Regions from separate parts of the Mus musculus genome. Here regions 1, 2, 4, 5, 6 and 7 are each linked to region 3. A link is a loop called in an ENCODE intact Hi-C map of the cell type or tissue named here. Cell type or tissue: heart. All regions are shown on one strand. Each heading gives the region's core, and the rest is flanking DNA. Links, peaks and the distances in the headings are about the cores only.

Region 1 (4,381 bases), core at 265-4,264, 100 kb after region 3:
TGTGTGTGTGTGTGTGTGTGTGTGTGTGTGTGTGTATGTATGTATGTATGTATATATATATATATATTTTTTAAAACATTTCTTTTTTTTTTTTTTAACTAGGTTATTCTTAAGTTCTTCTATTTAGAAAGGCATGATTGGTGTTGGTATCTGCAGGACACATAGGCGCTCCCACAGTTGTAGGTGCATGTCACTTGCAGCCAGCTCTCCTCTGCTAGGTCTCCTGCTGCCTGACTTTCTCCTTTCCACTGGTAGGGTTTCACTGTTCTCTCCACTCCCCAAAATCTCACCAGCAGCCTCTGGCTCAACCACTCCGTCCTTCAAGATGATCTTTAGAAATCGGACAGAATCTTGTACCTGTGCAGTGTGACCTTTACTTTACTTCCAGAGTGTGGCTGGCCACTCAGCCGCTGAGTCCTTTCCATAGCCTTACCTATCATGAACTCTCTCCTGCTGTCTTGTAAGCCGTGAACAAGACATTCCAGGGCTTTAAAAAATAATAAAATAAAGGTTGGAAACCCCAGGCTCAGGGAACTGCTAACACGCTGGACCTTCCCCTGTGTTCTGTTGGAGCTGCTAAGTTTGAACTTGTGGTCCTTTGTTTTGCTTAAGGAATTTAATGCATTGTTCCAAAATATGCTGGGTGTGTATCTTGAGCTCAGCTCTCTCACAGTTGTGAAGTTTGTGTCCCATGCTTATGCTTGCTGTGATCTAAAGCTTTGTGCATGTTCATGTGTTTAATTAGTACCTGGTGAATGTGGTACTGACACCTGCAAAGCTCAGGGACAAGGAGACTGAGACAGAGGATTCTGTGCTTTTGAGATGACAGAGTCAAAGGTCCCCGGTGTCCTCACAGTGAGCTGTCGGAATAAATAAATAGGGTGCATTAGCCCTCCAGTAGCAGTACAGACATATACAGAAGCTCAGCCATCTGCCACTGTGGTTCACAGGCTCGACGCTTGGTTTGGGGAGGAATGTGACCTCACCATATTGATAAACTAGGGCTTTATGAGCTAAGTTGGCCATAGAATTGGGGCAGGAGCGAAAGGATCACATGTGGATAAGAGGGGTTCCAACCCCCAACCCCACTACGCAGACCCCAGAGGACTCTGACCAGTGTGTTCCCTGGCATTGACCTTCAGCAACTGGAGAGATTAATTTGTGTGCCTGTGTGGCACAATACCCAAAGCCACCCTGACCTAATTGTATGGCTCCCTTCCCTCGTTTCATTCCAAAGTGGCTACAGTTGTTGCTTTGGTCACTAGAGACATTAGACTCTTTGCCCTCTCCCTGTTCCCAGCAAGGCTGAGGGGGCCACAGGAGGGAAGTCTGAGGGACTTCTCTTTACGCTAGTTTCAGGATTATAAGATGTAACTTGGAGAGGCTGTGCAAAAGGCAAGGCTCCTGCCATCTCCTGCCTTTATTAGCATTTCAGAGCAAAGCTTGCCCTGTTCCCTTTCACACAAATCTTGTTTCCAGGAAGCCCCACTGGAAGCTAAGCCGGGCTACTGCCACTATTTTTTTTTTTTTTTTTCCTAGCATAAACCATCCACTCCACAGAATGTTGAAGGAGTCAAATCTTATTTATAAACAAATGAATGTGGTTAAGCAAGGAATCTTGTGCTTGCGCCCCACCTCTCTCCTTACGGGGAAAATAAAATGTTTTATAATGGGACAAATGTGATGCCCAGATGGTTCCCGTAAAGTCTATTGGGATGTTCGTCCCTCTCATAGAAGGGCTGGGTAGGGGAAGACTGAACCTCCCTCCCCGCAGTGGAGGAGGCTTCCTGGCCTCTCTTTGTCTGAAGCCACAGGAGGAGGTGGCGCCCAGCCAGGAGGACCGCAGTGACTGGTTAATCTCATGCAATGATTGGTTCTTCAGCTTCACAGTCCGAGAGTAAACCAGTTTAGGCTCTGCGTGGTGCTGCGTTAGAGGGAACCGTGGCTGAAAGGTCGGGAGTGGACTGGGGAAGCTGCTGACCTGGTGTGATGATTGACAGGTTCCCTAATTAGGAACCATGGACTAAGACATAAGTTCATGTGTTTAAAGGAGCTAGGTGTGTGAGATTGATGGCCTAGAAGAGAGCAAAATGCTCAGCTCAGGTGCTTGGGGGGTGAGGGGAGAGGGGATGTCTGGCCAGTATGTGGATTAGGGAGGTGTTTGTTTTCTTCTTCTTCCCTCCCCTCTGTCTCCCACCTTCTGCCTCCTTTATCTCTTCCTAGAAGAAACAAAAAGCAGCTAAACTTTAACTCCTGGTTGCCTTCTGAGTTAGTAGCTTTCTGGGAAGGTGAGCAGGTGAGTTGGGGGAAAGGGGGTTAAAAGCTACACTATTGACCCTGTTAGAGCCCCATGGAAGGTGTGTTCTGTTCTGCAAGCTGTATCTGCTGTGCCTTGTGAGCAGAGAGCCAAAAGGGAGAGAGAGTCTGCTTACCAGAAAGGCAGACCTCACTGGAAACAGTATGTCCTTAATGTGCTCCTCCTGTGTAGCAGAGAACAAGGTTTAAAAAACAAGAAAAAGTAAGATAATGAAATGATACACACTTTTGGTAGTTTAAGTAGTTTAGATGGTCTGTTGCAGAGTAAATAAAAGGTTAGTATTATGTGTGTGTATATACACATAAGCACAGTTGGGAAATGTAATAAAGTGATAAAGATGGATGTTTTTCCTTCTGTTCATCGTTTTTTCTGCAGTAGCATGTCTCAGTCTGTGTACTTACCAGTAGTTTCTGGAAACGAGTGAAAATCCTCACACCACAAGCTGGAAATAGCTCTTGGATGGGTGTGACAGTTGAGATGTGTTCTGATGCCTGGAGAAGTCAGAGTCTTATTTACAGTAAGTCTGCAGTGTTGCTGCCTCCAGATACCTTTCTTAGAAGTCCAGATGTGACAAGAAGCTTGCCCAGGCATCTGGACCCATTCCACAAGGAAGCCCAAGAAAGTGTAAGCAGTTGAGGAAGAGCTGTTAAACTCCCCAGGCAGATCGTTGGTGACAAGAAGGATATTAGAAAAGCATTGGATGGCTTCATCTCCCACTAAGATTTAGGGATGTGTTGACTAAATTCCCTTAACTCTTCTACTTCCCTAGAATGTAGCCTTCTGGGGTTGGTTTCCAGGAGCTCTTTATTATCTTCAAGCTCTTTGTTTCTAAGGACCCCTGAATCATAGGAACTTGTAGGGCCCAGAGTGGCTGTTGCTGCTGTTGAGTGGATTAGAGAGAGGGCCAAGGGCAATGGCCCCAAAGGGCAGTGCACTCACTGCCTCAGTGGTGTGCTCTGATGCCTGGAGAAGCCAGGACCTTATTTGTAGAGTCTATATGGTTTGCTGCCTCCAAATACCTTTCTTTGAAGTCCAGATGTGACAAGAAACTTGCTCACAGGAAAGGCTGTCTCAGAGCTTTTACTGAACACAGGATCCTGGGCCCAAGAGGCCAGCTGTCTTTTTGTGTGGAAGGAAGAGAAAGGAGAATTGGGCTGGATGGTGAGGGAAAATTCAGCAGCCGAAGGGCCAGAAAACAGGGAACGGGGGGAGCAGAAGAGGAAGTGCTCTCAGAAGTGCTGGGTTGGAGCTAGCTACTTAAAAGGCAAAAGGAGCCAGGCAGCTGAGACACAGCAAATGTGCAAGGAAGTAGAAGGCCTTTTAAGGAAGGGATGGAGCTAACCAAACAGATCACCAGAAAACTAGGAGAAGGTGTCTGTCCAGGAGCCTGCCTGACAGCTCTGTGGCTGTCTCTTATGCTACAGTTGGCTTTACTGGACTATGGATGGCCTCAAGAGTTCCAGAGCTAAGGGGACATACACACAGTGACGCACCTGAGTGCAGAAGTGCCTTTGGGACAAGGACATCCTAGAGGTTTTCCATCTGATCTCCCTAAAAACGATCTCCTGAGCATCTGACCATTGTAATCAAATTCTCTTTCCATGAATCCTGGGCGTAGTCAGAGGGAAGCTTTGTTCTCACCTCTTACAGTCAAGGGTCCTTTCTGTTGATGCTGAAATCATCCAGGGCCTCCAGATCTCTGGTTCTTTGGCCATACATAGCCTGAAAAGATGCTCTACCTCTGAGGCTACAACACAGCTAGGCTAGGACCAATTGAGTAATCCAAGATACTATCCCCAGATCAAGGCCTTCACTCTCATCTGTCTGCCTAGCCATCTTGTCATGAAAAGCATCAGTCGCAGGTTGTGGGGAGTAGGAGGTTGATATTCTTGGGGGAAGAAATTTGGAACCCTGCCCCACCAATAATGAAAAAGAGGTCATGAATCTGAAAGAGAGCAGGGGGAGGAGGTATATAGGAGGGCTCGCAGGAAGGAGAGGGAAGGGGAAGTGGTGTAATTATATTACTATCTCAAAAAAAAAAGAAGTTTTAAAAAAGATTAAGTA
Region 2 (4,381 bases), core at 209-4,208, 96 kb before region 3:
TTGTGAGCCACCATGTGGTTGCTGGGATTTGAACTCCGGACCTTCGGAAGAGCAGTTGGGTGCTCTTACCTGCTGAGCCATCTCACCAACCTCTAGGTCATCTTTTGATGCATATGCAGCTAGAGTCAAGAGCTCCGGGGTACTGGTTAGTTCAAAATGTTGTTGCACCTACAGGGTTGCAGATCTCTTTAGCTCCTTGGATACTTTCTCTAGCTCCGGTCCTCAAGTTTCTTTTAGGCAAAGACTTAGAGGGTGTGATAGACAATGAAAACAGGCTGTTTAGATATGTCGATGAGTTATCTTAAAGTTACTACAATGCACGGATGCAGAAAAAAAAATCTGAGGATGCTCTTTAAAGTTTTGATTATTTGGGCTGTACAGAGATGGCTCAGGGGTTAAGAGTATGAACTGCTCTTGTAACTGGACCCGAGTTTGATTTCCAGTGCCCTCAGTCAGGCCCTCGCAACTGCCTGTAACTTCAGCAGCAGAGGCTATAGCTCCCTCTTTTGGCCTCTTCAGGAGTTGCACTCACATGCACATACCCACATACACACACTTATATATACAATCAAAAAATAATAATCACAAATCTTTAAAGTGTTACTTCAATGACACCACCATGAATGAGAATTTTCAAAGCATTGGAAACTGTGATAGAATAGACTTTGGAGCCACAATGCCACACAAATTTGTACAAGGTCCACAATAACAGACTCTGTATCTATCTAACTGTTCCTACAACCCAAAGGAAAATTGAGGAACAACTCAGAATACATGTGGAGGCAAGGGCATCACCAGAGGCGCAATGATAAACACCTATCTAGTCCAAAGGGAAAGACCACAGAGGCAACCAAGTAAGTAAAGATCCAGAGAGATGGGAACGGCCCAGCTAGACAGAGCAAGAAAGCTAGGGGTGTGTTCCTACGCAATGGCTGAAGGTTTACCCAATAAAGAGAGACCCTCCGGAAGATCTCAGCAGTATTGAACAGTATGCCATGAGGTTGCTGATCTCAAGACATTGTCTAGTCGGAGAGACATAGCTTATCCATGAAACGTTAAATAACCACATGAGACAATTTGAGTAGTGATGCAAAGCAATATATGATTATCATTAGGAAAGTCTTCAAAATACAGAGGAGCTTGGAGCTCAGTTTTCGATGGGCAATAAAAGTTCAAAGGGATAAAATAAATATAAGGATTAACAATTATGAAAATGGAAAGAGAAATGTCTCTGGTATATTATGAGAAAGCAATGAAGCCAACTTGAGGAGTCTATTAATCATGGTTTTCATTTTCTATATTACATGGTGTTTTGATAAGTTGCAGCCTTGTCACTCCAGGGGGGGGGGGGGTGGCGGGGGCTGTCCTTTGTAGAAGTGTCCAGTTCCTAAAGAGAGCAGACAACACTCCTATATTCATACCTCTGATGCAAAAAAGCCAGTCTTAAGTCCAGGCAAGGCCCTGTCTGCCACCTTCCCTCCACCTAAATTCCCCGGGGCTGACCACCTAGCCTTATATTGAACTAAACTGCCTTTCTTCTTTCGAGCTGTAAAAAATAAACTTTCCCTTCCCCTCTCCATCTTCCTCTTCTCCTCCACCCCTTCCCCTTTTAAAAAACCAAGTTGGCTTCAGTTTCTGAGCTGCGGCAATTCTGCCTCGACTTCCTGAGAAAGTGGAGTTCACAGGTGCACATTGGCTTTTCAGTGGCGAACATCTCGTGATTAGCTGCACTTGCCCTGCCTGAATAAAAATAAATTTCCAAGTACATTTCACAACCGAAAAATACAGAAGGTTTCCAAAGAACAGTGATTCTTGGAGTTCCTGAAAGCAGATCCTCTCAGAAAGCAAAAGAAGCCAGATGAGTTTTCGTGACACGGTATGAAAAGACCATTGATACGGGTCTGAAACACATCTCTATCTTATTTTTAATTATGTGTATTATGTGTGTGTGAGTGGGGTGAGGTGGATTTGTGCACAGGAGTACAGTACCTGAGGTCGCCAGAAGAGGGCGTCTGATCCCTGGAACTGGACTTAGCCACGTGGGTGCTGAGACCAAACTTGCATCCTCTGATCTTTTGATGTTTTCTCTTTCCTTATTTGAGACGGAGTCTGACTATGTCTCTTTGGCTGCGGAGCTCTCCATGGAGAGTAGGCTAACCTGGGTTTCCCTGCGGGAGTTAAAGGCGCACACACACCCAAGCAGTGGAGTGCTCTCAAAGGCTCAGGCGTCTCTCCAGTTCCTGATACGGTTTCAGATTCCTCTCTGCTGTTTACCGTTGAAACCCTGCCAATTGTATTTCTAGTTTTCTGTAAAGGTTTTTAAGCACTTCTTTATTTCCAACTACATATTTGCGAAAGGCTAGATTTCCCTCATTTGCTTGAACCAAAATAACACGTTTGCCACATATTGGATGCAAATGAAGTCTTCAGAATGCAGCTGTTTTCCATTAAGCCAGATGTGAAATTTCTCAAAAAAAAAAAAAAAAAAAAAGTAAGATGACTTTTTTTTTTGTACTAAATTTGTTTAATTTTGAATTTTTTATAAAAATTTATTATGGTGACATATAATGTGCTAATTACTTTTTAATGAATCAGTATGTAAATATTTTTGACATTTCTCCACTTTAGTTTCAAATGTAAAGATTCAGTAATTCTTGGGAACAAAAAGAGTTATTGAGATCACATTTTTTTTAAGCTCAATTAAAAATTCATTAAAAAGATTTTTTTTTTTTCCCCTGAGACCAAAATCTTAAGAGCAGTGTACTGGAACGGATTATTGCTGTTTTGCCTAATGATCGTGTTGTTAAACTGCCTTCTTGGTATGTTCATATCCGTAGATGTGCGCGGCTAAGGCTCGGCGCATGTCACAGGAAAAGGGAAATCGTGTAAGAGCCAGAGGATTGGAAGGGGTGCTGTAAAACGCAACCTTTGGACATGACATGACCGTTTTACCCAGGAGCTGCGGTTGGTTACCGGCACCAGACCAGCGAGGATTCCAGCTTGGACGAGTGGGAGAGACTCAAATGGCTAAACTCCTGGCTGAGTGGTTTGTAGGCTGCTGATGGCTGCTGAGGAAAGGAGACACCTCCTCCATTTGGGGTACCACTGCCACTGATAAATTGTCCATGTTCCAGTAAGTGGCCCACACCCATATGCCTATGATTAGTGCTAATTAGACTCGGGACTCTGTGAGTTATTTTACTGTGGGGGCGGGGGGAGGAGGTGATGAAGTTGAAGTTGGGATCAGGAGTGGGAATATGGGGGTAGATATGATCAAAATACATTGTATATATGTATGACATTCTCAAATAATCTTTGGAAATTTTCTGGTGGAGTCTTTAGGGACTCTTGCATGTTGGGTCTCTTCCATACAAAGTTATATCATCTGCACTAGAGATGTGTGTTGGCTTCTTCTTTTCCTGCCTGCATCTTTTTTGCTTGCTTCCCCTGCATGATTGCTCTGGCTAAAACTTCCAGTAGTATATCGAACAAGAGTTAAGAAGATGAACATTCTTATCTTTATCACAATAAATGGAAATACAGTGATTTCCCCCTCATTTTAGAAAATGATGGCTATAGGTTTGTCATATATAGCTTTCATTATATCGAGATGTGGTCCTTCTATTCTGAGTTTCTTAAGACTTTTTTTTTTTTTTTTTTTTTTTTTGAGTCAGGGTTTTTTTAGCTCTGGCTGTCCTGAATCTTGCCACATGTACATCAGCTTGGCCGCTAACTCGGATTTTTGCCAGCCATGCTGGAGTTAAAGGCATGCTTCACCATGCCCTGAGCTTTGGGACTTTTAACAAGAAGCAACACTGGATTTCTTCAAAAGCCTGTTCCGTTTCTACTTAGATGATCATGTGATTCCTGTCTTTGAGTTCATTTGGTGAAGTTTGCAGCATTTGTTGATTTACATCTATTGAGCCATATGTCCATCTCTGAGATAAAAAATCAACTTGATCATGGTGAACAATCTTTTTTATGCTATCTTAGTTGGTGTTCTATTGCTGAGAAGAGACACCATGACCACAGCAATTCTAGAAAGGAAGACATGTAATTGGGGCTGGCTTTGGAGTCCCAGAGGTTTAGTCAGCATCAGCATGGAGGACAACCTGAAAGTACACAGGCAGATGTGGCGCTGCAGAGTTTTACATCCGGATTCACAGACAACAGGAAGTGGGTAGGGAAGGAGCCACTGGGCCTGGTTTCTATAGCCTCAGAGCCCACCCCCTGTGACACACTTCCTCCCACAAGGCCACGCCTCCTAATCCTTCTAAATACTGCCACTCCCGAAAACGAAGTATTCAAATATATGAGCCTATGGAGGACATGCTTATTCAACTACCACAGATGTTCTCGAATTTGGTTTGCAAGTATTTTG
Region 3 (4,381 bases), core at 197-4,196:
TAAAGTCACGTATAACAGTGCATTTCCAAGCCCTCATAACATCTAGTTAAGTTCAGAGGGACAGAGTTGAGCCTAATATTCTCTGTGAAACACTTGGGGCAAATCTGCTTTGGAAGCAGGATGGGTGCAGTCAACGACCACCCTCATGCAAAATAGTTATTTGTGTAAACTGTCTTCCTTACTAGATTTGAAAGCATTGCAGGGCTGAGTGTCTCAGCCTATGAAATCGTAACTCCCGTCATAGGTCTTTGACAGTTATTTTCTTTGAATTGTCTATTGTGGATTGAATTCTTGTAAAAACTCACACATACTATAAACCCCACATTTGCTTATAAAACATCCAGTTAGATCAAAGACCATGCAACATAGATGCCGAAGAACCCGTACCACGTCTCCACCTGTAGTTCGTGAAGTTGGGCATTGCCAATACCCGGGGTGGGGGTCTCCTATTCAACTAGATTCTCTCACAGGGTTATACTCTTCTGAAACTTAAATCACGCGTTTCATGATTGACTGGAGTCATTCACTCATTCTTCAAACGTGCTGAAGTGTCAGATTTTACGTAGGCGAGGCAGGTCTTCAAACTGTCGGAGTGAGGGAGGTCGAGATAAAAGTGACTAAAGCCACCTTTCACGGCGTCCAGCTTGTTTTTGCTGCAAGCACCCCAACTACAGCGCGGCCCTCCAGGAGCGCGCGCGGTTTCTGCGCGTGGCCGGTTTGGGCCGAAACTACGCGTCCCGGCAGTCCGCGGGGCGGGTGGGCGGAGCCGGGCCGGGGGCGGGGGCCGAGAGGGGGCATTGTGTCGGCCAGCCGTGCGCGAACGTCCGCTCGCTGTGGGGCCGGGGCTGAGGTGTCAGCGCCGCTGCGGCCGGGGCGAGAGGCGGACGAGCAGGAGCGCGCAAGCGGCCGCGGGTGCCGGCGGGGGCGGCGGGAGCACCATGCGGATCGGCGCCCAGCGCCCTGCAGACCCCTCGCGAGGCAGAGAGGCCGGGGCGGCGCCGGGGCGGCGGGGAGCATGAGGACGGCCGGGGACCGGCTGGGTTCGGAGCTCTGCTAGGAAGCGGCGTGCGCTGAGCACTAACCGGGACGCGGCGGAGGGCGGGAGCCAAGCGCCCGGGGCTGTGGGCATTTTGGACGCGGACGCAAGGGGCCCGGAGCCAGCCGGGGCTCCGGCACGCAGCCGACATGGGCAACGCGGGGAGCATGGACTCGCAGCAGACCGATTTCAAGGCGCACAACGTGCCATTGAAGCTGCCGATGCCCGAGCCAGGTGAACTGGAGGAGCGCTTTGCCATCGTGCTGGTGAGTGAGTCCGCTGCGGCCGGGCGCGGGGCCCCCGTGGGGCAGGCGGCGCAGATGACCCGGCTCCTCCGGTCCCAAGGGCGAGGCTCACACCTTCCCCATTGTGGGCTCCCAGCCTCGCTTCTCTCAGCCTCCGTCCTTGCGCTCTCCAGGGGTCCTCGGATGGGGAGAGGAGCTCGGGCCGGGCTACCCCGGCGGCCACGAACCCATTGTCTGGCGGGAGCAGCACCTCGCAGCGCGTGTGCCGGGAGGTGCAGAGTGGGTGTGAAGGGAAGGTGGCTGGCCGGGGAGGAGTGAGGGACGGGCCGCTAAAGCTTTTTGTTTAAAGAATGAAAAGCAACCGGCAGACCCCGACCCTCTGCGTAGCATCCCCCGGACGCGCAGCTCTGGGCCTTGCGGGGTCTGCTGCAGACGCGCGCAGGTGGCTGGCCGCAGGCGCCGCGCCCGCACTCGGTCGGCCGAACTTGGAGGGTGGACCTCGCGGCTGGGCAGATGGACAGCTCCCCAGAAAGAGAAAGAGGAGGCCGGCAGCTGAGTGGCGCCGTGGTCCCTCCGCGAGGGGGAGGCATCTGAAACCCAGACGCGGGTGGGGAAGGCGGGGGGTGGGGGAGAAGCGCCCCGGGCAGGGGAGAACCTCAGTGTGTTCCCTTTGGTCTTAAATCTTAAACCACAAAAATGTGCAGTTTGGCTGGGACGTGTTAAGAGCCGTCCTGACTTCACGGACGACCCCAGTTCCTTCAGTCGAGTCCATGGCTCCCTCCCGCATTCCGCATCACTCAGCCTTCCCGTTCCAGCTTCTCAATCAAAGACTGGAATCCTCTCTCTCCGTTTCCTTTTGGGACTAAGTTTCTGGGCTCTTCCCACCCGGAGTCTGCCTTGCTGTGAGCTCAAAAGGGTGTGACGCCTTTTCCCTTGCCCCAGAGAGCGTCCCAAGTGCAGTTGGTTCCTGGTTTCTCAAGTTTTAAGATTCCACCTTCTCTTAAGGGGATGATGGGAAGGAAATGAGGCTGGGGGGTGGGGTGGGCGGACTCCTGGTCTGAGACTTGACACTCTGCTTCCCCCTTTTTCTAAATCCATGCAAGACAAGGCAGCCAGAGCCAGAGGAACTTGTGATGGAGCTGCCAACTCCTGTGTCTACCTGAGAGAATTTTGGCATGTAACTTAAGAACTTTGGGAGAGGTCTCAAGCCCTGGATCAAAAGTTGGTTTTCTGAGATTTGAATGTTGAGTGGGACATTGAAGCTGCCTTTCTTCATCCCTTGAAAGGAGGTTGCTTTGGTACTGGGACCGTGCTCTGTCTGGATGGCAGGTCGGCTCTGTGTGATCAGGGAGCACGGAGGCTGCAGCTCTTTGCAGCCCTTTTAGGCCCCCTGGAAGTTGCTGTGAACATGGGGGGAAAAGATGTGGCTGCCTATTTTGCTTTGCATGGCCTGTGATCTCCCACAGCTGCTCCCACGTTATGCAAGATGGGACGCTGTGAAATGAAACAGCCCAAGCTTAATTACTTCTCAAGGCAGTCTGGTGCACACTTGACCCGTCTTTCCAGAGACAAACGGTGTTTCTTGAAAACAAAAACAAAACAACAGACAAACAAACAAAACACACCAAAAAAAACCTGTTCCTGACAGACATAGCTGCAACTTTCTGGCTCTGGGTTTTCTGTTTTTACCCTTCATCGTGTGGTGTGGTGTTATCTGTCTGTCTGTCGGCCTGTCTGTGTGTGTGTGTGTGTGTGTGTGTGTGTGTGTGTGTGTGAGAGAGAGAGAGAGAGAGAGAGAGAGAGAGAGAGAGAGAGAGAGGGGGGTTGGGCAGCCAGTGGCACAAGGAGGTTGCCGCAGCCATGCTAATAACAATAATGCAATTAAGTTCTACTCAACTGGGAGAGCATTTTTTGCATGAGCTTTCAGTTACTCTGCTGATTAATAACACATGGTATGAATTAATCTTTAGGAAAATAATGCCCCTTCATTAAAATGGTGGATTTGTGCTCCCATTGAGTCTAGCGGGTCACAAAGTGAGTCTGTAGGCTTTTATGATTGTAAATCCTGGGCTCCTTGGGGGTGTCCGATGTTTGCTGTGGCTACTTTCACTCCATGGAGTGGCCCGCTGTTAGCTGGAAGCAATTGTTTTGCAAGCTGTTTAAGAGAATACTGAGTTTCTCAAACAAGAAACAAAAGCACAACATATGCTGACCTTTTTTGAGTAGTTCCAAGGCTTTTGGCATCCTTGCAGATAGGGATTCACTGTTGCTGTTTAGGTTCTCATCTGAGCTCTACTTGCTGTTATTGCCTGAAACAATTTAAAGGAAACCCTCCCAGCTAGCTAGTTAGTCGCCCTGCTGATTCCGCCTGTGCCTTCCCCCTCGGGCTGTTTACTCAGAGTTTACTACGTTGGTTTTCTTTCGTTTTCAGGAGTTGCTGGAGGCATCAGGAATATGTAATTTTGGAGATAAGGCTTGAAGGACAAGATTTAGGAGGGAGATTTTGTTAGATAGCCTTATACACATGGATGGACACACACACACACACACACACACACACACACACACGCGAGCCTCTGTGTGTGTGTGTGTTTGATTTTTTTTTTTCCATTCTCGAGGAATGATAACCAGGTTGACATTACTACTGTGAGGTCCCTTTCCACCTCTGCCTTGCTCTGTGCCCAAGCTGGCCTCAAACTTGCTACCTTAGCCTCCTGAGTGCTGAGCTTATAGACAGATGTGTGTGCCACCACGCCAGATCTAGTTCGTTTTCTTATGTAATAAAGGCCACAAGGGATTTTAGGAGGAAAACTAGATTTATACTGTGCAGAAAAGTGTACAAACGCCTCATTGTAAGTATGACTTACATAAATAATTAACGAGCTGTTTCAGGCTAGGAAAACAATTCCTCTCAACCTCCAGCTCCAGAATACTTAAAACCTTTGGTGTAGAGTAAATAAAAATTAAAGTGACAGGAGACCATCTTATTTCACAGAGGATATAAATCTACCCAGTGGCCACACCCTTTACCCAGCAGCTTAGATGGGACAAGTTGTATACATCTAAGAAACTATTGTATCTGAATGGGGAAAAGAGAGGA
Region 4 (4,381 bases), core at 272-4,271, 84 kb after region 3:
GTTCTTCCTTGTGAGGCAGGGTCTCCTGTCGCTCAGAAGGTTGGCCTTGAACTCATCATGTCACTAAGGATGACCTTGCCCTCCTGATCCTTTCTGCCTCTGGAGTGTTGGGATCACACACTGGAGGTGCCTAGCTCCAAGGCAGACACAGTGTGACCATTAACTCTTGATGGTCAAAAACTGTTTTTGTGTATGATTTTAAATTTATCTCCATCAAGTCACAGGAAGTCTAATCACTGACCTTTGATCCAAAATGTTTTCTTTTGATCATAGGTGAAAATAGTGTTTCTGGTTTAATTAGTAAAGACCAGATGGACAACTGAAATGAGGGTGTATTTCTACACCATAAATACAAAGAGGCCTAAAAAAGCAACAATGCATTTTACTTAAAATGGATAGTTTTAGAAAAGTTTTTCATATCTAATTCCTGATTTTAAATTGAGCTACCATAAGAATGTATACTTTAAGGTCAAGTCCATCACCTGTTCATGCCAGATAATGGTTTTTAAGAAGCCTAGAAGGAGGGCTGGAGATATGGCTCAGCGGCTGAGAGCACTGACTGCTCTTCCAGACGTCCTGACTTCAATTCCCAGAAACCACATGGTGGCTCACAACCATCTGTAGTGGGATCCAGTGCCTTCTTTATATATGATCTTTAAAAAAGGAACGAAACCTAGAAGGAATTTGTAATAGCAGTCCTTTTAAGCACAACTGATACATCTGAGGAAATAAACCATCAGGCACACAGGCATGCCTCCTGCTTTGCCTTCCAGTCTCTGCCCTACCAGGTCCTTAGTGATAGCAAGCCTGGAGTTTTGAATTACAGCCCTCCGCTTACCTGTGCTAGGCAAGGATTGTATCCACCTGCTTTATTTCTCCTGCTTTGGCCAGGTGGTTGGGAACTAGAAATGATTGACAGCAGTCCCTAAAACAAGCACAAAGAGAACTGGCACTCTAGCCTCTCTCTCCTAAAAGGTACTGTGGAGAACTAGGGAGTCAGATGGCAGGAAGAGCAGAGAAAAGTTATATTCTTGGTTTTTATTTTTGTTGTTGTTGGTTTTTTTTGTTTGTTTTTTGGGTTTTTTTGCTTGTTTGTTTTTGTTTTTTTGAGACAGGGTTTCTGGAAATCCACCTGCCTCTGCCTCCCAAGTGCTGGGATTAAAGGCTTGCGCCACTACTGCCTGGCCGAAAAGTTACTTCTTGAAAGTTTCTCTTTCTATAATTGTTTTCTTAAAAAAAAAAAAAAAAGCAGCAACAAAATATCTTATATTGGAGACGAAGTTTCCAAACTTTCAAAATAACATGTGATGTGAAAGGGCTTCAAAAGGTACTGAGACTACTTCCTCTTCAAACTAGTTTCTTTCCCCAGTGTTATTAAAGTATCTCTTGAAGTTTAGCTTTTTGTTTGGAAATTTCCAGAATTTTCTGTGCAGGGTTCCTGTCGGCTATGTGGCCGATGCTTGGGTTACAGTTTGTGCAATCTCATCCACTTACTTCTCATAGATTCTGGTCCCATTTCCAGGGCAGACACCACTTTTGAAAGAAGACAAAATGAGATCACACCCAATGTGTTGCTTCATGCGCCTTACCCTTTTAACTTATGAATATATAAGGGAAACCGTTTCTTTTTCTGTCCTTTTCTTAAAAGGATCCTGGATGTTATTAAATTTCCCTTTTAAGAAGCAATAGTGATAACAGTCAATGAGAATATTCATGCTTCTCTTTAGAGCCAGCTTTGGTTAAATTTAGGGAGCGGTTTGCCATTGTAGTGACTAACATTGGCTATCAGCTTGCTACTCCTAGGCAGAGAGAACTTCACCTGAGGGATTGCTGCCATCAGATTGGCTTGTGGGGCCATTTTCTTGATTGCTAATTGCTGCGGGGGTGGGGGGAACAGCCCACTCTGGGTCGCACCATCTCTAGGCAAGTGGGTCTGGGCTGTGTAAGAAATGTCCCTGGATGTGAACCTGGGAACAAGATTCCATTGGTTTCTCAAGCTCCTGTCCTACCTTCTCTCAATAATGTACTGTAACCTGTAAGCGGAAAAGCCCTTCTCCTTCCCAAGTTGCTTTTGGCCATGGTGTTTATCACATCACAGAAGGCAAGCTAGAACACTAGTGGATCAAAGTCACTCCAAAAATGTTTTAAGTGATGGCTGTGTGTAGGATTCTATATGTTGTGTTGTGGAAGGCAATGGTGAACTAGTTGTGGCAGTGAAGAACAGACCAAGTAAGTAGGTCACATTGTATAATAAGTTATATATAAACTTACTATGGAAATAAAGGGCCCAGCTGTCCTAACATAGTGTGGGTTTAATTTGAAGTTTAGAGGATCACAGAGCTATGTCTAACTGCTTCTTTGTTGTTGTTTTTATTTTTCAAGACAGGGTTTCTCTGTATAGCCCTGGCTGTCCTGGAACTCACTTTGTAGACCAGGCTGGCCTCGAACTCAGAAATCTGCCTGCCTCTGCCTCCCAAGTGCTGGGATTAAAGGCGTGCGCCACCACTGCCCGGCTTGTCTAACTGCTTCTTAAGGTTCAGCAATAGTTTTCTTCTCCTTTTAGAAACATTTGGTTTCTTGTGTCGTATGTTTCTTGTCCCGGTGATTTCAAAGCTGTATTCTGGGAAAGGAGATGGCTCCTTGGGTAAAGAGCCTGAGCTTGCCTCTCTAATAACTACAGAAATGCTCAGCGTGCTGTTTGTAAGACTAGGGGAAATAACAGTCATTCGAAAGTCTATTTTTATTTTCTTTGTTACATGAAGGAAAAAGCAGTTGCCTTTCGGAACTGCTGTCTTAAATCATTCTCCTTGAATGTTAGTGTTTTTCTGGTTTCCTCAAGAAGTGGAGAAAATAACCCTTACTTTATAGGGCTTGTGGGCTGTTGTAGGGTTTGTCTGGGAAGATCGGTAAGCACTGTAGAGTTACTCTAGGATCCCTTACCGACCTAACCCAAAATGGAAAATGTGTTTTGTCTACCATCCTGCTGCATGCACACAGGTGACCCAATAGGCTTAGCTTTGGCCGGTGGAGAGTGATGACTATTCTTTGGACCATCGTATGAGATACATGTGCTCTATCCTAGCTGCTATGGCAGAGGAACTGCATGCTTTTTAATTCCTTAATTTTGAACCTCAGTGACTTCAACATTAAATACAACATTTCCTTTCCTTTCCTTTTTTTTTTATTCAAGGGTTCTAATTTTGTATTATTTATTATTGCATGAAACTAAGGATTAAATATGAGTGTCCTGAGTAATTTGAGAATGAGTCTCCTTCTCTGCTTTCTGTGTATTGATATGCATGTAACACTTTATGGACTGTGCTTTCTCCCTGTTGCTGGCATTTGGCTAACGTCCGTGTAAGAGGAAAAGGGAGCCCACATATTGAAAGTGCTCGCTCTTCGTGAACTGGGACTTTCTGAAATCTCAGATGACTCAGTTTTCATTCCCAGTTTGCTCTCACACTGCCTGCATCCACTGAGCATGTTAAAGCCTGACATCATGATGTAATCATTCTGATTTTGCAATATTTTAAAGTGGAGTGGAAGCATTGTGAGAATTACGGCAGCTTTCTTGATCAGATACACCCATCCTATCCTTCAGTATTGTTTTAAAGATACACCAGAACACACACACACACACACACACACACACACACACACACAAGAGAGAGAGAGAGAGAGAGAGAGAGAGAGAGAGATCAATCTGAGGGATTTGGCTGCCTCTTGTTCCTTTCCTGTCTCCTCCCTTTGTCTCCAGATGCTTCAGCAGATGGCTGTGTCAAAAGCTCTAAATTTGTACCTTGCATGACCTTTAGCCCAGAGGAAGGCAAGTTTCTTCTGAAGATAAACTTCCCAGCCATTGCTGGTGGACCTTTTGTCATATGTTATGGGTAAATTTAACTTTGTGGTCGTCCCTTCTGCAGATTAAATATCGAAGAGGGCTTCCAGTTTAGAGTGTAGCTTTCTTTGGGACTGTAACAAATTTTAAAGATGAGTGTTGTGAGCCGGGCGTGGTGGTGCACGCCTTTAATTTCAGCGCTCGGGAGGCAGAGGCAGGCAGATTTCTGAGTTCGAGGCCAACCTGGTCTACGAAGTGAGTTCCAGGACAGCTAGGGCTATACAGAGAAACCCTGTCTCAAAAAACAAAAACAAAAACAAAAACAAAAACAAAAACAAAAACAAAAAACAAAAAACAAAAAACAAAAAGAAGATGAGTGTCGTGACACTGGCTGTGTTCCACAATAGTGTTAGAGTTGAGTTCTAACAGCGTATGATACAGGAGAAACTGACAGGATCTCTTCGCTTCGATCTGGCCTTTAAAGGAGTTTTCAGGCTGCCTAGCAGACAAGGGCATGGGCTTCACAGTCAGGCAGCTTTGAGT
Region 5 (4,381 bases), core at 260-4,259, 130 kb after region 3:
TAGGGAACTCTGTTGCTTTAATTTTATGTAAGTTTACTTTGAATACTGATTACCAAACATAGCATTAAGATTTGTTGTCTCCAAGAGACATTATTATCTCTCAGGGATGACCCTGCAAGCTAAAAAGATACTTGAAAGTAAAAAAGATTAAGGTTTCTGTTTTCTATTCTGTCTTAAATAAGGGTGGAACCAGTTATTTTTAATATTTTTTCTTCTGAATTCTTTTCTTGACCTAGCTAAGCTATGATGATAGGAAACAAATCTTTTTTTTTTTTTTTTTCGAGACAGGGTTTCTCTGTGTAGCCCTGGCTGTCTTGGAACTCACTTTGTAGAGCAGGCTGGCCTCAAACTCAGAAATCTGCCTACCTCTGCCTCCCAAGTGCTAGGATTAAAGGCATGTACCACCACGCCTGGAGAGGAAACAAATCTTAAAAGTACATGAAAAACCTGAAGAAAACACGAGAGATGTGAAAACAAGCAAAAACAAACAAACAAACAAACAACAACAACAACAAAAACCAAAAACCAAACCAAACCAAAGCCAAAACTAGATCCAGGTCATAGCAAATGCATTATACTCTCAATTCTTAGGGGCTTGAAATACAAATCTTTTAGAGGAATTATTTCTCTTAGAAATCTATTGTCTACATGTGTGCAGAAGTGTTTCATTTTAGTCCTGTGAGAGGAATGGCCCCTCCGCCATTGTTGGGGTTTGTGATTTGGGTTGTTAAAGTAAATTTCACACTTTGGAGATGAAACAGTCCCCGTGGTCAGGCCTCTGTAAAGAGCCAGCCACGGGTTAGGAACATGTGTTATCTTATTAGGTGACAGTTAAGGAGATCAGGCTGTTGAAGAATCCTTAGAGCTGGCAAGCTGTAAGTTAACATTCTTTTAACTGCTAAAGCCTCACATTTTATTGGCTTTGAAACCACAGTCACACGGGCAATATTTGCTTCCCCCTCCCCCCAAGATGTATTGGTTATGCAGGATATATTAATTATCCTGATAACAATCAGATAATTTCTTCATTGATTAGCTTCATTGGATTCAGGTTATACATCTATATTTGAGTGTATAAGTGCTGATATGTATAAAATTTTCGCAGCGTTATTTGGCCTTTTATAATTTGCCTTTGAAACTAATAGTTGCATTGGACCTGATGGTTACATTTGATTGGTTTGAAATAGTGTGTAGTTGTGGCTGGTTAGTCTGAGGTAGGACTGGGGAGAGGGATCTTGGACATTGTCGTGCCTTTGTATAGGGCACATGCATTTACACAGCGTATTTATTTCTCTCCCTTCCGGTTTAGGTGCCATGCAAGGAGTAAGCTTCTAGCCAATAGGAGAGTTCTTCCCATAGGAGGTGAGGCTACCTGAGAAGAAACAGTTAGAGTCTCTAAGTGCAGCTGAATATTTTCTACTTAGGCATATGTGTAACCAGTCACTGGGATGGAAGAGATACCTATGGAATCTGGGCACAGCCTGCTTAACCCTCCTGTGTGAAGAACTGCTAGTTGCTTAGTGTTCTTGGACAAGTTTTCTAAACTCTTAGAGAAATAGCAGAACCTTCTTTGTGGTAGAAGGAATTGGGATTAAAGAGATAGGCAAGTGGGCAGCCATGAAAAAAATAACTCCTGGCTGTGAACACAGAATGGAAAGGGGGATGGTACACTAAATAGGAAATGCCTTTCTAGTCTGGAGAGATGGTTTAGTGGTTAAGAGCATTGGCTGTTCTTCCAGAGGTCCTGAGTTCAATTCCCAGCAACCACATGGTGGCTCACAACCATATGCAATGGGGTCTGATGCCCTCTTCTGGTGTGTCTGAAGACAGCTACAGTGTACTCACATACATAAAACAAATAAATCTTAAAAAAAAAAAAAAAAAAAAAGGGGAAATGCCCCTTGGGATAAACCTTTTTCACTCCCAGACTGGGGCTCCAGCATGATTGGCAGTTTTGTCTTCATGTCCGTTCGATGTCACTGAGTCTGCATTTCAGGGAGGAGCCATCGTTGGCTGGTGTGTCCATCAAAGAAACTGTTAGCTCGGCCAGCCTTATCACATATCAGAGGGAAGAAAGGCCAAAATAAGTAGAGCTGATGCTCTACAGCCTCAAGGATGGTAGGGGTGAGAAACAGATGTGGATAATTAAAAGAGAATTAGGAACATAGAGGTGACTTCCCTGACTTCCTTCAGTGATGAACAGTGCTGTGGAAGTGTAAGCTGAATAAATCCTTCCCTCCCCAAACTGCTTTTGATCATGGTGTTTCATCACATCAATAGTCATCCTAGTAAGACAAGGTATATATAGTATTTTACTCAAATCTCAGTACACTGTGTTCAGGCAGGGAGTGAAGATTTGAATTTCCTGCCACAGTTTATGATATGCCTGAATATAAACTTTCCCGGAAGTCTTTGGCCTGGGAACTGACCTTTTTGGTGTTGTATGTGAGCCAAGCATCTAACAGCTTTGCTGCATGTGTATCCTGTGAGCCCTTTTTTCAGTGGTGAGCCATGGTTTGAAGTTGGGAACCGTCTATATAGCTTTGTCCTCCATATTGGCTGGCAGTCCATTTCCAGGAAACAGTTCATAGGGATGAAAGGCATGTTAACCAACATGAAAATACTTAGACTCCAGGAAAGTTGTTTATAGACTAGTGTGTGAACAGGATGCCTGATTGAAAAAAGGACAAATATAGCTGGGTGGGGACCGAAAAGCAGATCTGCTGGGTAGCCGGCCAAGTAACATCTGGCCGTATCACAAACAGAGAGCGGCCGTCTTCAGAGCTGTGTTGTTTTTGTTCCGCTCATCAGGATGGTTTTCTCAGCACGGCTGGGCTGCTGTTAAGGAGGCTGGTAAAGCTGCTCCATTGCCAGTTTTACCCCCTTCAACCCCTGGCCAGCTTCACCCTCCTGCTGGTGCTGTTGGTGGAGGCTAAGGGAGTTTGCTCTTATGGGTACCTTCCTGGGATGCTCTCTGGCATGGCTGAGAATCACTGGCTTGCTTAATGTTCTCTGCCCCACTCTATTGTTATGTGGAGAGAAGCCAAATGAAAATGAACATCTGGCAGAGGAAACTTCCTGGTTTCAGGAAGGAGTTTGCTAGGGTTATGGTTGTCCTTTTCATCCTAATATGAACTGCTCTGTGAAGTGTTGCTGCACAGTTAGTTATTCCAGGGTCAGGGAGCCATGGTGGGGGGGTTGGAGGGGTGGGGTGGGGTATTAGGATCGCAGCCTGGGTCAGGTAAACACTGTCAGCGGGATCTGTGGCTTTTTGATGCTCTTCCTTCCTGGCTCGGTTTCCTGAGAGGACATTGGGTGTGAATTGGCTGGGAGCACTTGTTCTCTTTACCAGCCGGAGTTATTAGTTAGGTTGGCCATGAGAAGGCTCAGTCTCCTAAATTCACACCCACGATTTTACCTTAGTAACTTGGTTTCCTTGAAGTTAAGTCAGTATTGTGTGCTGTGCCTCTATTTTCTTGTTAAAATGGTTTTAAATTGAATATGGATAGATACAGAACTGCATAGATTCCTTTTATTTTTTTCTTTTTAAAAGATTTTTAATTATTATATGTAAGTACACTGTAGCTGTCTTCAGACACAGCAGAAGAGGGTGTCAGATCTCATTATGGATGGTTGTGAGCCATCATGTGGTTGCTGGGATTTGAACTCAGGACCTTCAGGAGAGCAGTCAGTGCGCTTAACCACAGAGCCGCCTCTCCAGCACCCTAGATTTCTTTTCTAATCCCAGCACCTATGAGGCTGAGCAGCAAGAAGCTTCTGTTGGAAGCTTTGAGGCCAACCTGGGATACGTAGTGGAGCCCTATCTAAACCAAACCAAACCAAACCAAACCAAACCAAACCAAACCAAACCAATCCAAACCAATCCAAACCAATCCAAACCAAACCAAACCAAACCAAACCAAACCAAACCAATCCAAATCAAACCAAACCAAACCAAACCAAACCAAACCAAACCAAACCAATCCAAATCAAATTTATACCAACTCTTCAGGCAATAATAATGACACACCCCAAAAGGCAAAGCAATGAAAAGAATTGACTGTGTTAGAAATCTAGCTTTCTTGGTCACATGTTGGCACACTAGTGATCCAGGTCTTGAGAGGGAGAGGCGGAAGGATCAGCTCCAGATCATGTTTGGCTACATATGGAATTTGAGGCCAGCCTAAGCCTCATGAGACCCTGGCTCAAAAGCAAAACAAAAATCCCCAAGCCAACAGTAACAACAAAGCAAACTCTAGCACAACGGAAGGATGCTGAACCAATATAGTATGTGCATCTTTAATGGACATCTTTACGCTATGTGTACCGTGTGCATGCCTGGCATTCGTGGAGGCCAGAAAGGGCATGAGATAGCCTAGAA
Region 6 (4,381 bases), core at 153-4,152, 220 kb after region 3:
TTAACATTTCTTGTCTTAGCCACCTGGGTTCTGTGATTATAGGGGTGTGCCTCTATGCCCGCCTCAGGTGATAGTTACTGCAATAGATGGGTACAGACTTTAAAACATCCTTTGTGTTTTTGTTTGTTTGTTTTTGTATGTTATGGTTTTACATATCAAAGTACAAAACAACCCATGTGTATTCTACAAAGTCCAGAGGAAACCTTGTCACTTTGCTTTTTCCTTCTGTATCCCTTGGTTCATAGTACCTGCCTCTTTCTTTCTCTGTTACCTGATTTTCGGATTCTTTAGCTTCCTTTATTTAAGGAACCTCGATACATCATCCTATTAATCCAAATAATCTCCTGATCTCAAACTCCTTCACTTACTTATTCAAGTCCATTAAATACCTTGTACCACATACGGTAACAGTACCAAGGTGGGGACACGGATTCCCTAGTGCAAGGAATACATAATTTGCCAACCTACAGGTAAAGAGAATTAAGAATGCCATTTCATATTAAGATTGTCTTTTGGTGAAGTTGCCCCATGCCTGAGAAGAGAGAGTGCGGAGTGCTCATGAAAGGGGCGTGGCTAATAACACTCAGTCCTCATTTTCCAAAGCCTCAACATGAGGGGGCTGCAAAAGAATTGTGCTCCCCAGTCACTGGGTCTTTAATCAGCCTCCAGTAGTAAAGAAATGAATAGAAAGCCCCTTGGCAGTGGACCCAGCATGAGATCACTCTGATGGAGCCAGGTGTGAGTTGGCCTCTGTGGCTTGTTCCAGTATCCACCACTGATGTTTCGGAATCCTTGGTCTCTTCCTACACTGATAGCCAGCCCTAAAGTCTGCAGGACCTTCGTTCTCTGTGTGTCTGGGGGAATGAAAAGAAAAATAATTAAAGAGAGAAGAGAAAGCAGAGAGGATCAAGGTACTCAGAGGCACAGCCAGTTACCAAGTGACCTGGCTAGCTTGCAGTGATGGAGGCACTTTTGCTCATTCTGTCTTTAGTGCAGACCCCTTCCTAGCCTGACTATGATTCTATACAAAGAGGAGTTCATTTTCTTAATGGAGCAGCCACTTAAAAAGCAGGGTGTTGCCTCCTTTGTATTTTTATTCACAGAAAAATAGCCCTTCTAAACCCATGCCCTCTGGCAACTGGGAAGCAGTTGGCACATGTGTCCTCATTTTATATTCTTGAAAGACTGCCCTGAGAGAAGCCGCGAGAGCTGAGTTCTGCTGGAGACGTGCAGTGTCTCGTATAGGCTTGGGCGCTGGTCTGCAAGCCTGGAACTTTCCTTCAGAACTGACTCATTGACATTTGTGTGTTCTGAGGTTTAAAAGAGCAGGAGAACAGTGGCATGTGTGAGTTTATTATACACACACACACACACACACACATGTTTGTGTCTGTATATGTACATACACACATATATGGTTACTTGAGCCCAAGAAGAGAAAGTGGGGAGTGATTGTGAAAAGGGACATGGCTAATAACACACACAGTCTTCATGATTTCAAAGCCGTGTGTGTGTGTGTGTGTGTGTGTGTGTGTGTGTGTGTGTGTGTGTGTGTGATATTAAAGTCCAAGCTATTGTAGTTTTGGTAGTATCCACTCTGGGAAACATGAAAAATGGGGGTTTTCAGCCCCTCATCAGAATTTGGTAGTCATGTCCAGCACAGATTTATGCAGGGTCACATTAAATATCTGTTTTAGGGTCACCTTGCTTTCTTCTGTGCCCACCCCCTCACTTCTTCATTCTACACTGATTTGTATCATAAATATTTTTAAAACAACCCTTGTCTTGTTGCTGAAGAGATGGCTCAGAGGTTAAGAGCCCTGGCCACACTTCCAGAGGAGCTGAGTTCAATTTCTAGCAAATATGGGGTGGCCCACGACCATGCTTAAAATGAGGTCTGGTGCCCTCTTCTGGTGTACAGCCATACATGCAGGCAGAACATTGTATACATAATAAATAAACCTTTTTTTTTTAAAAAAAGAAGTGTTTCCTAAAAAAAAAAAAAAACCAGTAAAACCAAACCAAACAAACAAAGCAAACCTTTTCTTGTTGCTGGATATGACAGTGCATACCTATAATTCTAGCACTTGGGGAATGGAAGCAAGTCATTTGAAGCTTCAGAGTGAGCCTTCAGCTAGCCTAGACTACATGAGACCTTCCCTCAAAAGAAAATATAATTTTCGTCCTGAGACCTTGCCTTTCAAATTTATTCTAACAGGTATTTTCTATCATGTGAAAATAAAAGACTTTTTTAAGTGTCACCAAACTGTAGGCTGCCAGTTGTTTTTAATGGTTTGAGAGTCTAGTGCTAAGAGTTACGTTAACTGGTAAGGTTCAGTCCTAGCTCTACCATAATTCTGGGATGCTTAGACATGTTAACTGGGAGGAAGGGTAAGAGAAATCACATTTTTTATATATTTATATGTGTGTGTGTTAATATGTGTATAATTGTACAAAGATACTGTTTGAATAACAATTAAACCCTAAAATACAAATGGCAAGATTGGCCATGACCGTCCTGGTAATATCAGTGTATGTTGGTTTCTGTTGTGGAATTAGACCATCTCTTACAGTTTATGCATCTAGTTTTCGTTCCTAGAGATGCCTGGTTATCTTTTGTTCACTATTTGTCCTTACCACCCTTTCCTTAAGAACTATTAAACAAACTTGGAGGTCATGAAAATGTCTGGGGAGTTGTTGAGTAGTGTTATTGGTGATTATGGTTATTGGGACTGGGGCATTTGACAGATAATAAAAGGCATGGTAGGTGCTCTATATTAGTTTCCTTGATATGCTAAAGGTAGAACTGGCTGCAATGAGATTTAGTAGAGTAAATGTATACCAGGATCAACAGTAAGAGAGACAGTTTGCAAATGTACAGAATATTAGTTAGTTCTAACTCCTCATTATAATTTAACTCCAAATTCTAGGTACTTATTGAACTTGACTTTCTGAGAGTCAAGCTTAAGTTTCAGTTGGAATTGAAACATTTATAAAGCATAAACATGTTTGTATGTGAAGTCCATAGTAAATATGTAAGGATTTTGTTTTATGGTTTCTTTCATAATAATGAAGAGTAATATTTAGAAAAAAGACATGCACACAGTTGTTGATTCTGTTCCATCTCTCATATTATAAGTATCAATAAATCTGGTCTTGTATATGAATTTTATATGTATGGTTTAAAGTAGAGAAAATACTAGAATGTTTTCTGTACAAACATTTGGTTATATATTTAGTTAACGCCCCCAGGCTAATGCGTATTGCTAATTCCCAAGTGTGAGTAAGGTGTGAAGAGGAGGCCTCAGTGTAAGTGGGCCTGCCCTCATTCTAATCCACTTCCCTCTGGGTTTGTATACAGTCTCCCAGGACATGCTCTTATACTCCAGGCACTTTGCATATATGTTCCTATATTTTCCTATTACAGAGCAAACATAATAGGAAAGGCTACAGATAAGGTAGACTCTTAAATTACTAGTAAATTTCATGGTAGACTGAGCAATTCGTAGTGATCCAATGAGAAAGGAGGTGTCTTTTGAACTGGATTATTTAAAAAAGAAATGAAGAAGAAAAGAAAAGAACTTGATTTGGTGGAGAAAATTTCAGGAACAGAGACTGACAATGTAAGTAAGAATCCATGGCTAATTGGGAAAAATATCTCCCCATTTTACAGATAGTGAGAATGTGGTCAGGAATTTAGATATCTCCTATATTCTAAATTCTGAAATTCAGATGTTTCCTATATTCATCCAATTCCATCATTTATGGTTTTAGAAAGAAACCATCAGGTAGCATCAGACAAGAGTCTGAAGTGAATCTTTAGTGGAGGTTCCTGGACCTGGAGTGACCCTGGAGAAAGCAGGCAAATAGCTCTCACTCTTTAGGGACCCGAGTCTTAACATGGTTAATGTTTACCAAGCTGAAGAGCAGAGTTTACAGGATTCTGATCACTACTTATCATTTATTTGTAACTGCCCTAAAAAAACTGTTGCTGAAGAATGAGGATCACTGTGTGGCCCCACTAGAGGAAAGAGCGGAGTCTCCAGTAGGGAATTGTGCCTTTGGAAAACACTTGTCTCTGGAGAGTCTAACTCAGCACTTCAATTGTGATGAAGGTGTCAGTGGCAGGCATCATTTTAAAAGCACATGGATTCGGGGGTTGTGAGGGGGCAGTGTCTAAGTGATGAAGAGCACTTGCTGCTCTTATAGCAGAGTACTTAGGCTTCCGTTTCCAGCAACTGCATGGAAGCTCATAACCACGTGTAACTCCAATTCTAATGGCACTCAGTGCCCTCTTCTGGCCTTCCTGGGTACTACTCACATAGGCAAACTCCTGTAGATCCATAAATCGACAAGAATAATTAAAAAGAAAAAATGTTCA
Region 7 (4,381 bases), core at 254-4,253, 150 kb after region 3:
GATCTTCGGAAGAGCAGTCGGTGCTCTTAACCACTGAGCCATCTCTCCAGCCCCAGTTGTGCTTATTTTTAAGACAAAAGCATAATTGTTCTTTTGTGTCATAAGTCATGCCCTTCCTTGACTGTAGTCTTAAACTGTTTTTTTCCCCCACGATTATCTTTGTAATGAGGTGTAAGATTTTGAGGGAAGCCATGGCTATGCAAAGCTATGGAGACTAAGGGTCCTAAGCTTCCAAATAGGGCAGAGCAGGGCCAGGATTTTAGGGGAAGGGACAGTGAAAATACACTGCTGTATATTATCAGGTGAGAGAGAGGAGATCCTACGGTTTGATTGTGCCTGAGTGTGTCTCATTTGTTTTATAGTTAGTTTGAACTTATATTCAAATATCAAGATATTTTTACAACATAATTTTGTGTCATAGGAAGTTGATATTATGTAAAAAGTAAGCCTTTCTCTGGGTTTTGATTCAGGTGTTTGTGTTTTAAGACATATTGGTTAGCTGAGGCTGGCCTCGAACTCTTGATCTTCTGACTTCTACTTCCTAAATTTGATCTGTGTTCCTAAGCAAAGTGCCTGTGAATGTCTAGCCTCCTGTTGTCCAAAGGCTGCCCATGAAGGCATTTCGTGCATCTCTTGTGTGGCCTTGTGTGAGTGCGTTCATGCAGACAGTTCTGGCACAGCCGTTTGCAAACGAGGTGAAGGGGTTGTGTGAACCCCAGAGCATGCCAAAGCACCAGACATCACGAGCCTGACTGTGACAGCAACCTATATTTCAGTTGGGAGTATAGCCAGAGCAGGATTGTGTGGTTTTGGCATCTTTCGGACCATTGACTCACCTGAGCTGGTGGAATGAGGAAGACGGAGCCAGTGTGAGGGGAATGTGCCCTCAGTGACCATCATGCCAGCAATATTCTTCTGTGGAGACTAGCCCTCCCATTCAGCTTCACCCATGGTTCCCAGTGCGTTATCCACTTTTGTCAGCAAAGTTGGCATCTGCACACTAGGTCCGGCATTAACGATGATGTCTCCGTCAGCTGCTACCAAGCATTTACATGGTCCTGATGAGTTCCCCTGGTCACCTGAAAAGGACGGCAGGGCTAGGACTAGGGGGCCACAAGCTTGTCTTTCCAGCTCTGTACCATTTTGTTTTATTTGAGACAGGACCTCACTCTGTAGCCCAGGTTGGTCTAGAACTCACTAAATAAGTTTAGGCTTACCATTACTTATAGTGATCTCCTGCCTCATCTTCCCAAAAGGATGGGTTACAGGTATAAAAGCTGCAAGCCCAGCTTGGGTCTGGACATGTGAATGGGTACGTATTTCAGTCAGTGCTCACGGAAAGCCAAGCTCTCAAAGAAAACAGATTGCATCTAAGATTGGAATGGGAGGTCAGAGGTGTGTCTTGTTCCCTACAAAGGACAAGGTTCCGGTCAGGTTTTGTTTTATAGATGGAACCAGATTAGAGAGAGACTTATTTACACTCCCATGGGCTTCTCTGGCTCCCTGGAATGACATCAATACCTTCAATGATTAAATAAAGCAACAGTGATAATGAAAGACCACTGGCCCTAGTGATTCCCTCCGGGGACCCATTTGGCTGGCTGCCTGCCTGAGTCCTGCACAGGGAAGCGAGCTGACTCTCTTCCCAGTGTCCTCTAGGTTAGCTCCCTAACAATCAAGGATGCCTGGGAGTCAGGAAGATAGGTCGCAGAAGCCGGGGCTTTTCAGTTGAACAGAAGAGGGCGCCATGTGCTGAGCTGGCAGCCAACCCCCTGCTGGTCACCCATTGCAGTTCTCTTGTGAACACAGGAGAACTGCTGCCTTACTGCCTGGTCTCCCAATAACAGTGCAGGGGAAAATGACAAGGAGGAAAGAATAAGGGGAGATGGAGCAGCCCTCTGTGTTCTCAGTACTTCTACGGAGGCGTCCCTTTCCTGTGGATTCATTTCCTCAGCCGTCACTTGTCTCTGCTCCGTGTAACTTGTGAATCTTGCGATTGGCGTTCACACTAACTAATCTTAGACTACCCATCTAGTCCCCTCTGTGAGTTGTAGCTCTTATCTCCTCCCTTACCTTTGCATTTGGCTAAAGGAACAGCAGTATGAATGAGGTCTGGTGTGGTTCCCATGCGCTTTGCTGTTATTTTGGATGCGTTATCACCTGGATTACTTTCTCTGCAACTCTGCGTCATTTACCATTACCACTGTCACCCTCATGGCCATACTGTGAACATCTGCATGCCACAAGAGGAGAAACAGGTTTAGTTTTAGTAATTTACCCCAGGTCACACTATCAAAGAGTGGTGGATTCATGGCTACATCTGCAGACAGAGTCTACTTATAGTTTATATATTACATATTATTATATAGTTACTATAGGTTAGTAAAAACTCTTTGTGGAATTGGATCCCATTGCTATTTTCCCTACAGACCATGCCCCATCCCTAGAAAGAAACCGTCTTTTCTCTGAAGTTGTGCTATTTTGAGGTGCTCTGCTGCGTTAGTGTTTTGTCCCTTTCTCCTATCCACTGAGGGTCCCTCATTTTTCCTTTTGCACTTTGATTTGTTGCTTATTAAGTATTGGCTGGCTGGGCAGTGGTGGCACATGCCTTTAATCCCAGCACTTGGGAGGGAGAGGCAGATGGATTTCTGAGTTTGAGGCCAGCCTGGTCTACCGAGAGAGTTCCAGGACAGCCAGGGCTATACAGAGAAACCCTGTCTTGAAAAACCAAAAAAAAAAAAAAAAAAAAAAAAAAAAAAAAAAGAAAAAAGAAAAAACAAGAAATCTAAATACTTCCACTTAATGATATGCACGTGTATTTCTAGCTGTGTCCTGTCACAGTTAATGGTGCAGCTTGCTTTGTTTTGGATGTTACCCTTGGTTCCGTTTTGAATTACTGGAGTTTTCAATTTTAGGCTGTTTATTCATATGCCTTTCTATTCAGATTGTGTGCCTCATCACCATCAGCGTAAGGATTAGGAGCCAGCTAGGCTGGTTCTGCACACTTACCCTTCTGCCAACTGCTTCCTGAAGTTCACTCTTAATGCTTAAGCTCCAGGCTGCAGCCCATCATATTCTCTTGCTTCGTAGCAAAGGCTATGATTTTTGAGGACAGGGAAATGGGGAGTTGCTTAGTGGGTTCAGACTTTCATTTTTCAAAGATGAAAGCTCTGAAGATTTGTTGTTCAAGGTAACTATAGTTACATGGAACATGGAATTGGCTAGGAGAGCAAATTACTTTTCAACCACAACTAAATTACTTTTGTTTGTGGTTAGTTGTGCAAAGTGATATGTGTTCTGTGGGTGGGGTGTGTGTGGGGTATGTGTGTGTGTGTGTGTGTGTGTGTGTGTGTGTGAGAGAGAGAGAGAGAGAGAGAGAGAGAGAGAGAGATGCCTATACACTCACAAGCAAAGGCCCAAGGAGAACATTGGTTGCCTTCCTCTATTGCTCTTTGTCTTATTGCATTGAGAAGGGTCTCTCAGTGAACCAGAGCTTGCCTTTTTGGCTGTGATGTGTGGCTATGGATCTCCTTGGATCTGTTTGTCTCAGTTCTTCAGTGCTTGGGTTACAGCCATTGACAGCTATGCTTGGCTTTTTATGTGATACCTGGGAGGTGACGTCTGGCCCTCATGCTCGTACAGAAAGCATTTTTATCCTATGTATCTTTCAGGCCTCAACAACAACAACAAAGTTAAAAATGTTCCTTTGCTAGGTTCCTAGAAAGTGATTTTCCTGTTAACCTGAGAGCTCTGGGGTTTATATAAACTATGTGTCTTGTTCACACCTTCCTTTCTCCCGCATGACTTACAAAGCCCACATCTTCTCTATCTTCTAAGTGGTCACTATGGAACATTTCCCATTAGAGAATCCTGTCGCTTAGTAACCGTGAGCTCCCTTCGTGAGATGATGAGGTCACCACTGTCTTAGATAATATGAAGCAGAGTGTGCTATGCTACTGCTCACCTTCAACATTGCCTTGTAGGTTTCTCACTTGGAGCCCTGAGGGTATGAGAGAAAAGGAGGATATTTTACAGGGTTCCAGTTTTACTAAGTACCCAGGACGAGTGTGGGGTCAGAAAATCCTGTATTTCCCAGCATGATTTGATTTGTTTCTGAATGCACCTGGGTACCTTCACTGCACTCTGTGTTACATGCAATATTAATCTGCAATTGTAACTCCACATATAGAGCTATGATAGATGCTTTGTAGCCATATTAATGTCTTTATAAGATATTCAGAAATATGTACATGCCATTGCTCTCAATTTTTGTTTTAAAATGGTTTTAGTAAGGAAAGCACTTGATGCGAGAATGGAAGCCCTAAGTATAACTGTAGATTAATTACAGCAGTTGATAGCAGTGTGAAGGTACTGGCGACAA

What was found. A loop is a pair of places that touch in the nucleus more often than their neighbours do. Peaks named below come from ENCODE experiments on the same cell type or tissue, not always from the same donor. Only the 100,000 strongest peaks of a DNase experiment are listed, where the experiment ranks them.
Region 1: a loop joins it to region 3, with 4 times the contacts of the local background. A loop is called at or near these places in 4 of 42 quality-filtered maps.
Region 2: a loop joins it to region 3, with 2.8 times the contacts of the local background. A loop is called at or near these places in 16 of 42 quality-filtered maps.
Region 4: it touches region 3 in a loop (2.1-fold over the local background); 6 of 42 quality-filtered maps call a loop at or near these places.
Region 5: it touches region 3 in a loop (4-fold over the local background); 11 of 42 quality-filtered maps call a loop at or near these places.
Region 6: a loop joins it to region 3, with 4 times the contacts of the local background. A loop is called at or near these places in 15 of 42 quality-filtered maps.
Region 7: it touches region 3 in a loop (7-fold over the local background); 8 of 42 quality-filtered maps call a loop at or near these places.

The regions. Positions count from the first base shown.
Region 1 is chr2:52,957,331-52,961,711 of GRCm38, forward strand. The region is part of intron 1 of Fmnl2 (formin-like 2); the gene reads left to right. Among named protein-coding and RNA genes, the nearest start is that of Gm52511, 49 kb to the right of the region's middle. In heart, for the core only: no CTCF peak of the experiment used is centred there; DNase peaks (open chromatin) are centred at 1,831 and 3,581; H3K4me3 peaks cover 665 bases; H3K27ac peaks cover 1,597 bases.
Region 2 is chr2:52,761,137-52,765,517 of GRCm38, forward strand. No RefSeq gene overlaps it. Among named protein-coding and RNA genes, the nearest start is that of Stam2, 21 kb to the left of the region's middle. In heart, for the core only: a CTCF peak has its summit at 2,000 (motif pointing right); a DNase peak (open chromatin) is centred at 2,025; H3K4me3 peaks cover 334 bases.
Region 3 is chr2:52,856,958-52,861,338 of GRCm38, forward strand. It overlaps Fmnl2 (formin-like 2), which reads left to right and starts at 911. Exons shown (of 27, transcript NM_172409.2): 1 at 911-1,302. The coding sequence starts at 1,186. In heart, for the core only: CTCF peaks have their summits at 715 and 1,845; DNase peaks (open chromatin) are centred at 794, 1,634, 2,134, 2,734 and 1 weaker place; H3K4me3 peaks cover 2,517 bases; H3K27ac peaks cover 1,959 bases.
Region 4 is chr2:52,940,406-52,944,786 of GRCm38, forward strand. The region is part of intron 1 of Fmnl2 (formin-like 2); the gene reads left to right. Among named protein-coding and RNA genes, the nearest start is that of Gm52511, 66 kb to the right of the region's middle. In heart, for the core only: no CTCF peak of the experiment used is centred there; no DNase peak of the experiment used is centred there; H3K27ac peaks cover 464 bases.
Region 5 is chr2:52,988,700-52,993,080 of GRCm38, forward strand. All of the region lies in intron 1 of Fmnl2 (formin-like 2), which reads left to right. Among named protein-coding and RNA genes, the nearest start is that of Gm52511, 18 kb to the right of the region's middle. In heart, for the core only: a CTCF peak has its summit at 1,812 (motif pointing left); DNase peaks (open chromatin) are centred at 2,772 and 3,282.
Region 6 is chr2:53,081,531-53,085,911 of GRCm38, forward strand. The region is part of intron 9 of Fmnl2 (formin-like 2); the gene reads left to right. Among named protein-coding and RNA genes, the nearest start is that of Gm52511, 75 kb to the left of the region's middle. In heart, for the core only: a CTCF peak has its summit at 1,913 (motif pointing left); no DNase peak of the experiment used is centred there.
Region 7 is chr2:53,005,648-53,010,028 of GRCm38, forward strand. All of the region lies in intron 1 of Fmnl2 (formin-like 2), which reads left to right. It overlaps Gm52511 (a long non-coding RNA gene), which reads right to left and starts at 3,158. Exons shown (of 3, transcript XR_003953831.1): 1 at 3,010-3,158; 2 at 2,074-2,233; 3 at 1-1,079. In heart, for the core only: a CTCF peak has its summit at 1,763 (motif pointing right); a DNase peak (open chromatin) is centred at 1,664.